2 separate regions of the Mus musculus genome follow, and region 1 is linked to region 2. The links are chromatin loops, found by intact Hi-C in ENCODE. Cell type or tissue: heart. All regions are shown on one strand. Each heading gives the region's core, and the rest is flanking DNA. Links, peaks and the distances in the headings are about the cores only.

What was found. Hi-C counts contacts between places; a loop is a spot of excess contacts. Peaks named below come from ENCODE experiments on the same cell type or tissue, not always from the same donor. Only the 100,000 strongest peaks of a DNase experiment are listed, where the experiment ranks them.
Region 1: a loop joins it to region 2, with 5 times the contacts of the local background. A loop is called at or near these places in 14 of 42 quality-filtered maps.

What each region holds. Positions count from the first base shown.
Region 1 is chr15:78,585,001-78,590,216 of GRCm38, forward strand. No RefSeq gene overlaps it. Among named protein-coding and RNA genes, the nearest start is that of Gm36738, 6.0 kb to the left of the region's middle. In heart, for the core only: a CTCF peak has its summit at 2,475 (motif pointing right); a DNase peak (open chromatin) is centred at 2,471; H3K27ac peaks cover 329 bases.
Region 2 is chr15:78,741,974-78,747,189 of GRCm38, forward strand. No RefSeq gene overlaps it. Among named protein-coding and RNA genes, the nearest start is that of Elfn2, 26 kb to the left of the region's middle. In heart, for the core only: no CTCF peak of the experiment used is centred there; a DNase peak (open chromatin) is centred at 2,468; H3K27me3 peaks cover 937 bases.

The sequences.
Region 1 (5,216 bases), core at 1,186-3,685, 160 kb before region 2:
GATTGCTTCTGCTGGGCACGAGGCGCAGGCCTGTGATACTAGTACTCAGGAGGCGGAGGCAGGAGGATCACCAGCTGGAGGCCATTCTGAACTACAGAGTGGAGGTGAAACTCTATTGTGTGGGGGAGAGAGAGCGGTTGTTTAGCCATTCCACTCTTCCAGCTGTTTTATGATTCCATATGTATTTTTAACAATTTTCATTTCTGTGAACGGTAACACTTTTGATGGGACCATCCCAAATCTACAGGGTACTTTGATTAGTGGGGCATTTTTGTTTGATTGTTTGATTTTGAAACAGGGTCTCATGTAACCTAGGTTGACCTCAAGTGACCTTGAACTTCTGATCCTCTGCCTCCACCTTCCAAGTTTTGGGAATTACAGATGTTCACCACTGTGACCAGGCTGCTGAGACTCGAACCCAGGTCCTTGTGCATGCTAGAGAATCACTCTACCAACTGAGCCACATCCTCAACCCAGTACTGGTATTTTAGTAGCAGGAGAACTGAGGTCAAGGGCTAACTCTCTACTCACTGTGCCTTCTTCGGTTTCGTTCCTGACTCCAGAAACCAAGGCCTACAGAACTCGCAGGTGGCCCCACCGCTTCAGGGTCCCAGTACCGTTTAACATTACCACAGGAAGAGCCAAGTTTCCAATGTACCTCACACACTGTACAGGGGACTAACCCAGGCCGTCTCTCTGAGTCCCTTTCCACCTGCAGCCAAGCTTTTCATCTTCCCAGACAGATGGCTATAAGTGGTGGTGGGGTTCCCTTTTTGAGAAGACAGAGCTAAACTGAGCTGAGGACAGTAGGGTCGGCCCTGATCCCACTTGACTAGGCTCTCACAAAAGGGAATAAGAACACAGATAAGCAGGCAGAAAAAAGTCTGTGAAATTTGGCCATGGCAGCTCGTACCTGTCATCCTAGCACTCAGAAGATAGAGACAGGCAGATCCAGAGTTCAAAGCCAGCCTTAGCTACATAGGCAGGTAACAGTCTGGGTACCTGAGACTCATCTGGAGGGCAGGGAGTAGAGAGGGCAAGTTGTATTCACGTGGAGGAGACCCAGGGAAAAAGCTGCCATGAGCCACAGCGATGCCTCAGAAAAACAGTCCAGGGCCAGCAAACTGGCTTAGTGGATAAAGGTGACTACCACCAAGCCTGATGACCTGAGTTCAATCTCTGGGGACCACATGTAGAGGAAGAAAACTGACTCCCCAAAGCCATCCATCCTTTGACTTCCACTGTGGTGCACTTGCACTCACATGTACACAAACACCCACACTGAACATGCACAAGCCCTACACTACAGTTAGGAGAGTGTGCTGGGACTTGCTTCCAGAAAACCCTAGGATTGGCCAATGGAGCATCTACCAAGGCATAACTAGGAAAGGAACAAAAGGGGTGAAACCACCCCTCCCGCTGCCACCTGGAGGCTGGATGTTGCAGCCACCATCACCTCTGTCAATCATCCCTCAGAAAGCATGTGCCATGGTGCCCAGTGTTCTGCCTACTCTCACCTCTTCTCCACACTCATAGACCAGCATCTGCTGCCAAAAGCAGCCAGAGCGCCACTGTGTGCCACACAACCCATCCAGAGCCATAGCTGCAAGGGATCCGGGACACAGCCTTGGGACTGCCTATGAAGGTCTTGGCCACACAACCCAGGGTGACCTTCTTTAAACTGGAGCCCACAGTTAGCCACAGTGCTCTCCCCACAGCACTCCCTGGCTGTGTAACTCAGGGAGAATCACAGAACCTCTCTCAGGCCCAGCCTCGCTCACAGACCCGTAGGGGTTTCCTGGAAAGTGATTCCGAGACATTGGTGTCAAAGCCAGCACCTCTCTGAAAATCTGGCCTGAGAGATTTCCTGACAAGGCAAGTCCTTTGTCTGCCAGTCAGAGGAAACAAGTGGTGTAAGCAGGCCCTGATGTCTGGCCTCTCAGCCCCCTTCCCTTTTGAGACTTGTTCCTCCCACATTCTACCCCTGCCCCCAGCCTCAAACACACACACTCAAGCCACAGGCACATACTGACCACACCCTGAATTCACAGCTTCCCCCACAGAGTTGGCGCAGGTCATTCCCAATCTTCTCTCTTCTCTCCCGAGGAGGCCCTTAGAACCCCTCCTGCCTGTAGCCCCTTCCTAGGTTCTCCCCAAGAGAACTGTCGCTGGAATCCCCCTGGTACTGCCCCATGCGATAGTGGACTACCCCGAGGACTGTCTGCTCCCAGGATGGGAAAATCACTGCACCCAGGTGAGGCAGAGACATCGTCTACCACGTGACTCAGATCCAGGTCACCAGTTGCCTGCTGAGCCTAGACACAACGCTTTGCTCTCTTGAAACGGAGAATCTCTGGCATATAGAAAGCAAGCCCACCCTCAGAGTTCTTGGGTGAAAGCTGAAGTAGCTTGCAGAGGTCAGCACTGCTGGGGAGCCCAGTATTTCTGAGTGTGGTCCTTACTTCAGCCACACGAGGGCGCCCATGAGCCAGCTGTGCTTAGGATACAACTGCTCAGTCTCCCTGTCTTCCTGGTGGCCTGGCTGCCTACAGAGCCCAAGCCAGGCTCTCCTGCTGCAGCTGGCTATGACTGGCTCTTGCTAATTTCATTCCATGTACATTGTTCTCAAGATCCTTCTGAACTCTCCTTGTTTAAACTAGTCGCCTCTCCTTGTGCAGCCCCAGTATTACTCTCGGTTTGTTTGGTTGTTGTTATTGTTGTTTTAACAAACAGAAGCTGGCACGTGTCCTCTGATGCGGGATGGGAGGGGGTAAGCAAGGGAGGGGGTAAGCAAGAGAAGAGCTGGCTTTCCAGTCTCAAGCCCTGCAGTTTCCATGGCACTCCACCCCCACCCCAAGACCGCGAGCATCCTGGCTGGGCTGTTTAAGGGGATAAATGACTGATCATCTCCGTAGGACAACAGCTTCATTTTTTCCTTCCCCTTTCCTTTCCTTTTTTTCCCTATCTTTTTTGTTTTGTTTGCTTTTGAGACATGATCTCATGTAGCCCAGGCTAGCCTTGGGGTCACTATGCAGCCAAGAATGACCTCCAACACTAGACCCTCCTGCTTCTATTTGCCAAGTGCTGAGATTACAGAGCGCACGTCCACACCCAGTTTCTGGAGGGCTGGGGATGGAAACCAGGGTTTTGTTCACACAAGATAATCTCCCTCCCAACAGAGCCATGTCTGCAGCCCGCAGTCCCTCCATTTTCTGCAGTAAAGCTTTGGCCTCACTGATAAGGAAGAGTCCTGGTGGAAGCCTGGGATGTCTGTCCCTGGGCCTCATGCTCCTGTCTGGAGTCTTCATCTCAGATCTGCGAGGGCCACAGTCTCCTGGGGGTCAGATAAGGATTCTGTGATGGTTTGTCTATGCTTGGCCCAGGGAGTGACACTATTAGAAGCTGTGGCCCTGTTGGAGTAGGTGTGTCACTCTGGGTGTGGGCTTTAAGACCCTCATCCTAGCTGCCTGGAAGCCAGTCTCCTCTTAGCGTCATCCTTCAGATGAAGATGTAGAACTCTCAACTCTGTCTGCACCATGTCTGCCTGGATGCTGCCATCTTCCTGCCTTGATGATAATGGACTGAACCTTTGAACCCGTAAGCCAGCCCCAATTAAATGTTGTCCTTGTAAGAGTTGCCATGGTCACGGTGTCTGCTCACAGCAGTAAACCCCTAACTCAGACAGCTTCCATCCACAGGTAGCTCATCCTCCATGATATTAAGCAGGCAAGATGCCTCTCATGCCAGTGGTTCACGCTGCTAGCCTTCAGCAGTGGCTCTCAACCTTTGGGCCCCTTTGGGGGTTAAAATAACCCTTCACTAGTTCACATATCAGATATTTACATTATGATTCACAACAGTAGCAAAATTACAGTTACAAAGTAGCAATGGAATAATTTTATGGTTGGGGGAGAGGCGTCACCATAACATGAGGAACTGTATTCAAGGGTTGCAGCATTACGGAGTTTGAAAACCACTGACCTAAGGTTACAGAGAAGAGCTAGGTTAGCTGTGATCTTCGGCAGTCTGACAGTCTGGCAAGCACAGAGACAAATGGAGCAAATGACCTCTCAGTGATACAGAGCCTAGGGCCACAGAGGAGGAAGTGAAACCTCACTGGGTATGGCAGTGCCGGGCAGAGCCCTCACCTCAGCTTCCTCCTCTGTAATAATAGAGGAGACACTGGACTAGCTGTCAGGCCTTCTCCTGTGGCATGTGCTGGCTTTAGAGGACTACTACCCACTGCCCTCATGCTGCCTTAGTTATGTTCCTGCTGCTGTTATAAAATTCAGTTATAAAACTCATGGGTGCAGTCCCCTGTGGCAGGGGAGAAGTCGAAGTGACTGGAGCTTGGTGGATCTGGTCACATGGCTCTCACAGTTGAGATGTGGAGAGCAGTGAATGCTTGCACTTGGCTCTTTTTTTTTCCTCCTTTTTATTTAAACAATCCAGGATCCTCTGCCTGGGGGATGGTGCTGCCCACAGTGGGCGGGCTGTCTCACTTTAATTTACCTAATCAGAGTAATCCCCCAGAGGCATGCATGGCCAGAGCCCATCTCCCTCTTGATTCTAGATCCCATAGAGTTGACCACAGATAACAACCATTCCAAGCTCCTTCTTGACACCCTGGGGTGAGACTGCCTTCACCCAAGCCTGACAGAGGCAGTCTTTTCAGCAAGCAAGAGCAGTAGAGCCAACAGCCTCAGAGTGAGGGTGTTAGAACCCCTGCTTCACACCAGGAAGTGTGAAGCTTGCGGCTTAGCTCCCATTGCAGTCCGGGGCCAAGTTGAGAGGGAGTGTTACCACACCCAAGGGCATAGAGAGGAGATTCCAACCTTTTGAAGCTGCCACTTGCCTTTTGCTGGTGTGGAGTGGGCATCTGTGGGCTGTGGGAACACAAGAGCCATTTGTCTATTCAATAAATAGCACAAGAATGGGCTAGCTCCGGACAGTCCCAGAGCCTGCAGCAAGGGGTGGGGGAGGGGCAGAGGGTCTCACGGGCTGAGGGTACAGGAGCCACTGAAGGGATTTCGTTTTGTTTCCTTTGAGGAGCTTGTTGGAGTTTTGTCGGTTTAGGGACAGCAAGATGGCTCAACAGATAAAGGTGCCTGCTGCCAACTTGGATGACCTGAGTTTGAACCTCAGGACCCACGTGGTAGAAGGAGAGAACCAACTCTTGCAGGTTGCCCTCTGACCATCACACACATGGCCAGGCA
Region 2 (5,216 bases), core at 1,198-3,697:
ACCAGGCTGGGAGGCAGAACTGGAGGTCTGCCTCCGGGTAGTAGGTAGAGCTCAGAATGGGATATTTCAGGCAGTTGCTGGGCAGTCAGGCCCAGGGCTGGACAACCCAAAATGAATGACAACCCAACATGCTGAGACTACCCCACCAGGAAGTGGGAACAGGAGGATTTGAACCCAGGCTGCAGGACTCCAAGTTCCGATGTTATCAACACCTGACTCTGCCATCCACTGTTGGACAGCACAGCTGAACAGTTCTTTGCTGTGGCCCTCCCTCTCCTCCTTTCTTCCTTCCCAGGACCCTTGGGCCAGCACCTCTCTACCTTCCCATTCTGTAAAATGGGCACACATGGGCAGGGTGGGATTCTGGGAGCATCTCTGGCAGCAACCAGGTGTATGAGGGGTTGTAGAGTATCAGCCATTCTTGCTGCTTCGTGGTGTGTTATGGTGTTTCTTGGAGGAAACCAAATTTTCTCCAGGGTGCTGGAACATTCCGAGCTGCCCTCTCCAGCTGCTCTCATAATGATTAACCCGTGCGTGGCTTGCTGACATCAAGGAGAGCAGCCCAAGGCCTTCCTATTGCTTAGTTTTGGAGGTGGAAATGTGTGTTTGTGATCAGCAATTTGTATGTCAAACACAGGGTCAAGAATTCTACCAATTTGTCTCATCCTGAAGCCTGCGTGAGGCAGCTCCTTGCATCCCATAATATCTCCCCTCTGACCCTGGCAGAAATTCCTCCATCCAATCCAGAGAGCCTGGGGAGGGGGGCAGCCATACAACATCCTACAGTACATGCACGTATCCAGGTCAGACTGGAGAGGAACCAGGGCAAGCAAAGGAAGGAGAGCTTTGAGCGCGCGCGCGCGCGCGCGCGTGTGTGTGTGTGTGTGTGTGTGTGTGTGTGTGTGTGTGTGTATCCTCTCCAGGTACTGGGGAATCTGAAGCCACCAAGGGCTGTGTGTGCAGTCAGACACACACACACACACACACACACACACACACACACACACACACACGGTGGGCGGGGGTGTAATCCCTTGGCCACCAGCACTAGGGACTTAAGCCTCTATCTAGGCTATAGCCAGGCTCATGCCTCCAGCTGCTCTAGCCACCTCTGTCCCCAAGTCTAGGCTCCCAAAGGCTCAGCAAGGAAACCCTATTGTGGCTGAAAGCCAAAGCCAGCAGAGCCAGCTGTTACCAGGGTCACACACCGAACACAGGTGTACACATGCACTCATGTACACAGATGCACAAAGAGTGGTGTATCAGACACAGGTGCACACCAATTTGTGTCCCCAAAGGCAAGGCAATCCCAGAGAGACACAGAGACATCTAAGGAGGATGCACACAGGCACACACATAGAAACTATCCCGGAGGGGAACTGCACACTTATTCTTGCCCCTAGCTATGCACACCATCCTGAGGCTCCCAGCTTTCTGCCTCCGTGAGATGAATCCAGCCACGTGCCCCCTCCTACTCTTGCTGCCTTCCACAAATATCCACCAAATCTCATCCCTTCATTCTATTCCCTGCCCTGAAGCCTGGACCATAAGGACTTGGGGTATCAGGACAGCCTGCCATTGTCCTGCAGCCTCCCAGCCCCAAGTAGGGGGACCACACACAGTAGGTGTCTGACTCCAAACCTCCCAGCCCTGGACTCTGGCGCCCCCCTCCTCCACCCTCACAGATGGAGGCAGAGCCTGCCCCCCCCCCACACACACACACACACACACACCAGTCCCAATTTCAGGAAGGCCCAGGCAGGCGCTCAAAGACTACAACTGCACCCAGACTCAAGTAGGAGGAGCCAGGCAAGCTTCCTTCTGGCTCCCCTCCACCCCCACTTTTGTCTAACCTCCTGCTTCCACGCCCTTCCAGAGGCAGGCAAGGTGGGCAAGGTTTCAGTCCCATCTCTCACCCAAGGCTAGGGGATGGTCACAAGTGGCTTGCAGAACCCCCAGTCTGCCCTGACTGGCCTCGAGATGGAACGGGATCAGGGTATCTCCAGGCCCCAAGGAGACACATCTTTTGAACTAGCCTGTGACCCTGTGTTCTGGCCTTTCCCTCTCCCTGAAAGAGAAGCTGAAAAGCTGGGGGTAGGTTCGGTATTGATCCGTGCTCACAGTCAGCTGTAACCACGGCACACGTGTCATCGTTACCCTTCACCAAGTGACAGAAAAGCACTTGCTTTCAATCTTCCTAGAATTCACTGCCTTTCAAGATAGTGAAGCTGTTGTCACTTCTAATTGATGGCTGTGTCCCTAGCTGGTCATACTTGTTGAGCCTTGTAGAGACACATAGTGTAATTCTCTTCCCTGGACTGGAAAGGACGTTCTAGAATTTGAGTAAAAGGGGCCCACTCTAATGCCAGTTATGTCTATTTAAGCCATAAGGCCCCTCCAAACCTCGGGCCCATCTTGCTTAAGCCCTAGATGAGAAGCCAGGCCTGTGGCACGAGTGCCCCCTGCTGGTGATACTCTGTACTGCACACTGAGACTCCAGCAGCGTGTGGATCCCACCAGCCGTCCATACATAAGGCTGAGACTTCCTGGAAGGGTGAGGGGACTCATGAAGTCCTGAGAAGGGGCTTCAATAGGTCATGAAGACTGTTGGGACAGCTACTTCAGCATCCAGGAGTGTGGCAATGGGCTATGGGTGGCAGACACCTGGCTAGCTGGTGGATGCCAGGTAGGCTCAAGCAAAAAGACAAAGGTAAGCAATCACTGCGGAGCGAGGACCATTGGAGGGACCAGGAGTGTAGGATGGGCAAGTGGAGGGAAAGCCACTGTTTTCCAGAGGTGGGATGGATGGCCTTGGAGGTACAGTGTGATCTTGGGAGAACAGTAATCTTGTTCTATGACTATATTAGACATACGTATCTGGCCAACCACGTCGCTGGCATTTAAAAGTACAGATTTTATGTACAAAGGGTCATTGTGATAATATAGCAAGCACACACACACACAACACCCAGAGAAATCCCATAAATGCTGTCAGTGAATGAATGAATGAATGAATGAACAAAGGAACAGGGAATGGATAAAGGTGTGCTGCAGAAGACTATTGATGTCTTTACAGAGCAGAGTGGTCCATGGCTGACTGACCTACAGAGTCACTTGGGAAAGTCTGTGTCCTTGATTCCCAGAAGGTTGCAGACGTGTGTCACATGAACCTCTGAGGACACAGATACCCAATTTAGAACAGCCCTGGTTTCAGTTTTAAAACAATGAAGCTGCTGTCACTGGAGGAGCCTTGATGACAAGAGACTCTAAAGCCTCTCGCAGAATCGGGGACATGAACTGACATTGATTCAGCTCCTGTGACAAATCATGGCTGGCCTTGAACTCATAGTTATCCTCCTGTCTCAGCCTTTCAAGTGCTGGGGCCCTAGGCATGTGCCCCACCTTATCCCTGGCTGGAATATGTCTTTTGTTATTAATTTATTTTATGTGCATGGGTGTATTGCCTGAATGTATTATGTCTGTGTAACCTGTGTGCATTGCTTGTAAAGGCCAGAATAGGGTGCTCTTTCTCCTAGAAATGGGGTCACAAATGGTTGCGAGCCAGCATGTGGGTGCTGGGAATCAAACCTGATCCTCTGAAAGAGCAGCCAATGTTCTTAACCACTGAGCCATCTCTCCAGCCCCTGGCATATGTCTTTATTACCAGCAGATATAAATATTACATCAGCTGCTGTGCAGAGCACAGAGGACCTGCCAGCCTAAGTTTATTTATAAGTTAGTTCATTCACAAGACTTTTCTCCCTGGGGGGAGAGAGAGAAAAAAACCTTCCAGGAGAGGCTAATTACAAACATGTATTAGTGTAATGTAGTTAAATGTGATTATAACCTGTGCATCTCTCGTAAGGGTGGTCCTGATTCACTCATAAGCATTTTCTTCCTTCCTTGATTAAAGTTGGAAGAGTGTGTAGTTTTGTGCAGGGTTGGGAGGAAGACTTCCTCTTGTATCTTTAAAGCCACAGGGAGGACAGAGCATGTGAGTCAGGACAGCAGGTAGCATGGGAGCTGATCTATTATCAAGTCAGTCACTTTTGATAAGAGAAAGGGACACTCCAGTCATGGAGTCTTGTGGCTGGACCTCGGGAGAGAACTGAGAACAAAATGAATTTATTTTATGTTAAATGTATTTATGTGTAGCTGTGTGTGCATGAATACATATGTGGCGTGTGTGCAAGAGTCCTTAGTGATCAGAAGGAGTTGGGTCCCCTGGAACTGAAATTACAGGGAGTTTGTGAGCCACCTGATGTGCATACTTGGGGCCCTTGGAAGAGCAGCAAATGTGCTTAACCACGGAGCCATCTCTCCAGCCTGAGTCTGCCTTTCTTTTTAAAGCTTTGAGGGGGTTTTAAAACAGAAATAGTTTTGCCGCAGCACCATATCAGAACTAAGTTCTGTTCATAGCAAGGTATTCGATAGCAATTATACTTTATGAACAAGTGTAATTGAGTGGCAAAGTCCCCTCACAGGATATGATGATAGTCCGGTTCTGATTGGTATTGGGAAATGTCAGATCTGTGTCCCCTGAGGGAGACAAAATCCTTGGCACTCTGTGGAGAACATATGTGCTTAGCTTTGAAGCTGGGCCTTGCTCTTACATGACCAGTGGGATTCAAAATCAGCACATTTGTGCCCGCGGGTGGCTGGACTGTGACCACCGAACCACAGACACAGATACGCTTTCTCATTGGTTCTCGGTCTCGCTCTTTGAACCTTACCCACTAGTGTGCTCACCTGAAATCCACAGTGCGGGAAAACTCACGGGAGCACGGTTTGAGAGGCACGTAATTGGAAATAACCCAACTGTCCTCAGAAGAGAACTGGCTACAGAGAACCAGGAACGATGATAGGGACACCATGGTGGTGTGTAAAAGAATGGGGCCTAGCCCCAAGACAGGTAAAGGAGTGGAAGAGATGGTGGAGGAATGGGTGTAATCATAGTGCCTGAAGGTAAAGGCAGGCAGATCTGGAGTTCAAGGCCAGCCTCAGCTACATACCAAGTCTCAGGGCAGCCTGAGCTATAGATGATTCTGGCTCAAAAACAACATCAAAAAATGGAAACCACCGTGCGTTGCTGGTGATAGTATAAATTGTGTGGCTGTTTTGGATAACAGTATGATGGTTTCTTTAAAATTTTCTTGGGTTCAATTCCCAGGGCTTACGTGGTGGAAGGAGAGGACCTACCCTGCAAGCTATCCCCT